2 separate regions of the Homo sapiens genome follow, and region 2 is linked to region 1. Evidence: chromatin loops called from intact Hi-C (ENCODE). Cell type or tissue: HCT116. All regions are shown on one strand. Each heading gives the region's core, and the rest is flanking DNA. Links, peaks and the distances in the headings are about the cores only. Region 1 overlaps LOC107984418 (a long non-coding RNA gene). Region 2 overlaps NELL1 (neural EGFL like 1).

Evidence for each region. Peaks named below come from ENCODE experiments on the same cell type or tissue, not always from the same donor. Only the 100,000 strongest peaks of a DNase experiment are listed, where the experiment ranks them.
Region 2: it touches region 1 in a loop (28-fold over the local background); 8 of 110 quality-filtered maps call a loop at or near these places.

What each region holds. Positions count from the first base shown.
Region 1 is chr11:20,126,703-20,129,611 of GRCh38, reverse strand. LOC107984418 (a long non-coding RNA gene) reads left to right here. Exons shown (of 3, transcript XR_001748477.2): 2 at 2,245-2,357. It overlaps LOC124902643 (a long non-coding RNA gene), which reads right to left. Exons shown (of 3, transcript XR_007062615.1): 2 at 1,527-1,781. Among named protein-coding and RNA genes, the nearest start is that of DBX1, 32 kb to the left of the region's middle. In HCT116, for the core only: a CTCF peak has its summit at 1,196 (motif pointing left); a DNase peak (open chromatin) is centred at 1,141.
Region 2 is chr11:20,670,545-20,673,453 of GRCh38, reverse strand. The region is part of intron 1 of NELL1 (neural EGFL like 1); the gene reads right to left. Among named protein-coding and RNA genes, the nearest start is that of NELL1, 2.4 kb to the right of the region's middle. In HCT116, for the core only: CTCF peaks have their summits at 634 (motif pointing right) and 1,427; DNase peaks (open chromatin) are centred at 643 and 1,393.

The DNA.
Region 1 (2,909 bases), core at 135-2,634:
TTTAAGTCAATTTGTTATGCTTTTCTCTTGTTGTCTTTTGTTATAGGAGTGTCATTCGTGAGTCTTATGATGGGTGAAGAAAGGTATCATACCTTTCCACCCCTACACTGAGAAGGACACTTATAGCATCACCTGCAGGTTAATATTGTCATGTCTATTTTACAGATTTGCAAGCTGAGCTCAGAGAGAGCTGCACCATTTGCCCAGGGTCACAGCTTGCAAACAGTGGAGCCCTGATTTGACTCTAGAGTCTGGGGCCTAACTGCTCCCCTAGTTGCCTGGGAAGGGAAGTTAGAGCACCTGGATTCTTATTCTGGCAGCATCATTAGCTCAGGGTCCATTCTGAGACAGTTTCCCTTCCTAAGTGTCACTATACCTTCTGGGCCTCACCTGCAAGGCCAAGGCAGAATGCCAGTGGGGTCATGGATGTGAATGCATAGTCAGCAGTGGCTGGTAGGGATGCAGGCTGGTATAGGAGCAAGACTCCATGCTTTCTGGCAGGGCCTGGGTTCAAATCCTTACTCTGTCTCTGATTAGCAAGACCTTGCCCAAGTCCCTTGACCAATCATGAGACAGAGGATGACACCAACCTCACGCGATTGTTATGCAGATCACATGCTCCACGAAGGCAGGCTGCTTGGCTTAAGAAGATGCCTGACACACATCAATTCCTTTTCCTATCTCCTTTATAGAGAATGTAGCTTCATTCTCCAAGCATGAGGTAGAGGGAAAAATAGTATGCTCGACCTTCTGAGGGTCCTTTTGATTTTATTTTGAGACAGAGTCTTGCTCTGTCGCCTAGGCTGGAGTGTAGTGGCTCAGTCTTGGCTCACTGCAACCTCTGCCTCCTGGGTTCAAGTGATTCTTCTGCCTCAGTCTCCTGAATAGCTGGGATTATAGGCGTGCGCCACCACACCTGGCTAATTTTTATATTTTTAGTAGAGATGGGGTTTGGCCGTGATGGCCGTGCCGGTCTCAAACTCCTGACCTCAGGTGATCCACTGGCCTCGGCCTCCTAAAGTGCTGGGATTACAGGTGTGAGCCACCACACCAGGGCCCAATCCTTTTAAAAATACTCTAACTAAATCTGAGAGAGAGCTGAATTTACTGCTTTGCAGGTCCACCCGTAAAGTCAGGGCCTGCCTGAGGATGGCATTGCTTGGGCTTTGCTGCCCTCTTGTGGCCACTGTGAGGTCGAAGGAGCTGCCCCTAATTGCGGCCCTGGAATATAGGAGTTGGGGGAGGACTGTATTCCTGATTCCCCACCCCGGGACATTCTGATCCAGCAGCAATAGGGGAGGTTCTGTGTCACTGGTGATAAGCCACATTAAGGAACCATTGAACTAGTCCAATCCCTCATTAGAGAGGAAGACTATGTCCCTGAGGGTGGATAGGACTTCTCTGAGAGTAGCAGCTAGGGTAGGCTAAGTAACTCAGGTCTCCAGACCTCAACACCCTTTCCACTATCTCCCCTGCACAAGGCAATCCTGCCAGGTGAACAAAGCTTCCGAGACATCTGGACCCACCTGTCACCCAGGGCGAGGATTCGTCCGCTGCTTCGGTCAGGTCGTTCTCCAGCCTTTGTGTGAACTCCAGTGGTGACAGGGCGCTCAGTATCCCGTTAAAGCAGCCTATTCCTGTGGCCCTTAGGACGTTTTCCTTTGTATGGGGTCTTGATGTGCCTGTCTGCATCCTCCCCTGTTGGGCCTAATTCTGGCCTTAGAGGCTCTGCAGCTCCATCCTCTGACTCCTGCAGAGACTGCAGAGGCAAGCAATCACAGCTAGGAGAATGAAGAAGATGGAGTCAGTGTTTCATGGCATCTGGCACACGTGATGCATCACCTTCCTCAATCCTGCAAGACAGGGGAGTGGCATTAACTTGTCCAAGCTCACACATCAGTTAGTGTCAAGGTGGACAAAGCGTCCTCGATTTATGCATTCAGGAACCGACATACTGCTGAGAATTCAAGCAGTGAGTTAGTGATGGGGTGAAGGCCAAAGCCGGTGCTCAAGGGCAGCATTCTCAGCTGCACTGCAGCTTTCACTGATGGCCAGGTGGGCAGCCTGGGGTCGTGTTTACTTTCTAAAAACCTTCTGGTGCACAAAACAAAGACATATAGCTCAAAGATCTACAACAAAGCAAACACTTGTGTCACCACCACCTGTCTTGGTCTGTTAAGGATGCTATAACAGAAATACCATAAACTGGGTGGCTTTTAAACAACAGAAAATTTTTTCTTCCAGATCTGGAAGCTGGGAAGCCCACAATCAAGTCACCAGCAGACTTGGCATCTGGTGAAGGATTACTCTCTGGTTCATAGGTGGCTTCTGTGCTCTGTGTCCTCACACAGTGGAAGGTACTAGCTAGCTCTGTGGCTTCTTTTTTAAGGGCACTAATCTCATTCATGACAGTGGATTCCCATGACCTAATCACCCCGTAAGGGCCCATTTCCTCATATTAACACATTGGGATTTAGGTTTCATTTTATGAATTTTGGAGGGATACAAACACTCAGACCGTAGCACCACCCAAGTCAAGAAGGAGGACACGTGCCAGCACCCAAAAGCAACTTTCCACCCCTCCCAACAGCTGCCCCTCCCTTCTCGCTTTCCTTTATATATCTATGATCTAAGCCTGCACTCACTCCTGAAGGCTATTGTGAACTTTATAGACGTGGAATCATACATTTGGCATGAGTTTGTGTCTGGCGGTTTTCACTCAACATTTACTCAACATTCATCCACATACATTTTCACTGTAGGGTGACAGTGACGGATCACAATTTCATTTGTCCTATCAGCGGACGTGTGGGTTGTTTCCAGTTTTTGTAATTATGAATAGTGCTGCTATGAACATTTGTGTCTATGTTTCTTGGCCCATATATGTATGCTTTTCTGTTGGATAAATG
Region 2 (2,909 bases), core at 206-2,705, 540 kb before region 1:
TTGTCCATGGTGGAAGCTGTTTTCCTCTGGACCATGCAGACTAAAAAAATGCTCCAAGAGCTCATTTAACCACAGAATTTCACAACCACTTAATCAGGTTTGGGCCCCTGGGCACCTACGAAGGTCCTTAATACCCCAAAAGCAATTTTCTTGAAGAATATGCTCTATGCCTGTTCCAAGCTGGCCAGTATTTTCCATGATCCTTGGAGGCTGGGGGCTCATGTTCACAGTTCCATTATTCAATTCATAATTAATGATCCACCTGAGAGTTCCTTCCAAAAGAAAATCTCTTGGCCAGGCGCAGTGGCTCACACCTGTAATCTCAGCACTTTGGGAAGCCGAGGCGGGCAGATCACCTGAGGTCAGGAGTTCGAGACCAGCCTGACCAATATGAAGAAACTCCATCTCTACTAAAAATACAAAATTAGCTAGGCGTGGTGGTGCATGCCTGTAATCCCAGCTACTCGGGGGGGGGGGGGGGGGCTGAGGCAGGAGAATCACTTAAACCCAGGAGGCAGAGGTTGTGGTGAGCCGAGATCATGTCGCTGCACTCCAGCCTGGGCAACAAGAGCAAAACTCCATCTCAAAAAAAAAAAAAAAAATTCTCTCCTTTCCAGCAGGTGGCAGCAAAAGACATTCACTTGGTCAGTAGGGGCTTTGCAGGTGTAGGTACTCCCTTCACCCTCTGCCCTGGTGACCAAAACAAACTGGAAAGCAATGTGGGAATAATTATTGAGTTTTCAATTATTCACACTGCCAAAGCATTGGTGAAAACTCATAGAGATAGTGTGTTATTACTGCTATTATTGTAGCCTTCTAAATTTTCATTATTAGTGATGTACCTGAAAATCTCTGAATTATTTCTCAACCAGAAATAACAAGAACTGGAGAATGGCACCTCCCGTCTTGACTCCACTTTGCACTCTAAAACAAGTTCTCTGAACAAGGCAGATTTAAGCAGCTCCTCATGACACCTATCATTAGATCTTTTCATATGCAACTGTGTCTGCACTGCAGTCTTGCTTTAATTAAAATGTGCCTGATATCATCTACTCAGTTCCATTAAAAGCCGGTGATATCTGAGCAGCTCACTAAGTGAACCACATGTTTATTTCATCTAGGACTGTTAACAGCCCAGACAACAATTGTCCCACTTGACAAAGAAACTTTCAACGCAGCTGTTTGGATGCTGATAATCACAAGCCAGCCTTTGTTACCTAAGAAGAGGGTGGATGGATGATGTGGAAATGATTTCTGCACAGAATCAGAGGGCTGCCTCCAGAAAGCTACCGCTTATACCCTCTCAAGCTACAAGATACTTTAAGTGTACAAATTGAGAGGTAATTCCCCCGTCTCTCTGATTCTTCCGATAATGTGTGTAGAAGAAATATGCGGCCTCTAGTGTTCAAATAGTGCCAAGTGACATTGAGAACCCAAGCTCCCTAGGCAACAGCCACAACCAGTGGGTCAGATCCTTCCATGCTTCCCTGCCTTTGCTGAATCTGCTCCCTCTGCCAAGAATGCCTTCCCACTTTGTCCACCTGGAAAACTCCCTAGAAAGCCTTGAAGGTACATCTCTCAAATCCCTGACCACCACTCCTCCCTAGAATTAATTCAAACTGTCTCTCCTCCACATTTCCTTAATACAAACTTATACTCCTACCTCTCCACCACCCCCCCCATCAATCTGTAAAATTAAAATGCCTGCCAGTTTCTATCTAGATTCCCAGCTGAGCTTTAAGTTCCTAGAAGTCAAGGACTGTCATTTCCTCTTTGCATAAGAAATCCTGGCACCCAGCAAGACATCGTTTGTTGAATGAGTAAAGACATGAATGAATCTTCCCCTACAACGAAATTTTTACAAGATTTAAAGGGGATTGGAAGTGGAAAGAGGGAAAATACCTGTTCTTAAAGACCCCTTCCACAAGCAATGAACCCTGAAACACGTTCCATTCCGTGATAAGGGTACTTTGGCGACTTTTCAAAGGAGTAATGAGAACAAAGGATTTAGGCATATTCCGTAGTGATGTGCACTTAGGGATGTGAACTCACTAACGGGTTGCCCCCTCCCTACCTAGCTTCTTCCTGTCTGCGGTTCCTCTGTAAGATGTCCACGAGCACCAGACTCTCGCGCTCAGAGCCAGTAGCCCACGCTCTGCACTAGTCTTGCCTGTCCTGATCTTCCTGGGGTGCGCGCACTCCTTCAGCGTGTCCTGGTTTTAAAAGACTAACCCATCCGGATGGGCCTGAACTCAAGAAGCAACTATTCTAAGCTAGACTGAGCCTTGGCGTCTCCGCAGCCTGGGAAGCTCGGATAGAGGTAAGGAACGGAATGGGAGGTTTCTTTTGTCCCTTGAGAAATCCATATTCAACATTCTTAACCAGACGAAAGCCGCTGCCTGCTCAGTCCTGGGGAAGTGGGAAGGGCCCTCTGAAAGCTCCTAGACGCTAGATCTTCCAGCGGGCTAACTGCCAAAGAGGGGCGCCTGGGCGCAAGCGGAGGGAACTTTTGAGCCAACCAAGTGCAGACGCCCCTTCTTAGCCCTCTCCAGATGAACTTGCTCTTTGGCCTAGAGAGAAGGCCACGCCTCTAAAGAAGGAAATAAGGATGGTAAAGGGGGGAGAATAAAGGGAAAGGGAATGACCACACAGATTCTGGGGTGCAGCGCGTACGGAGGATGGCTGGGTAGGATTGCAAACCTCCGACACTCCCCCCAGTTGACAGGCCCTATTTTTGCCAATTTCCTACATCTCACCCCACCTCACCTCACCCCAGTCTCCCCGCATCTACTACTAGCTCTTTGAAGAAGGCGGCTGCAAGCCAGTCTCCGAACCCCAGGGGACTTTTGGGCAAGGGAGCCGGTGGAAGCAGAAGGAAGAAGATGCGCTGAGAGTCCTCACAACTGCGT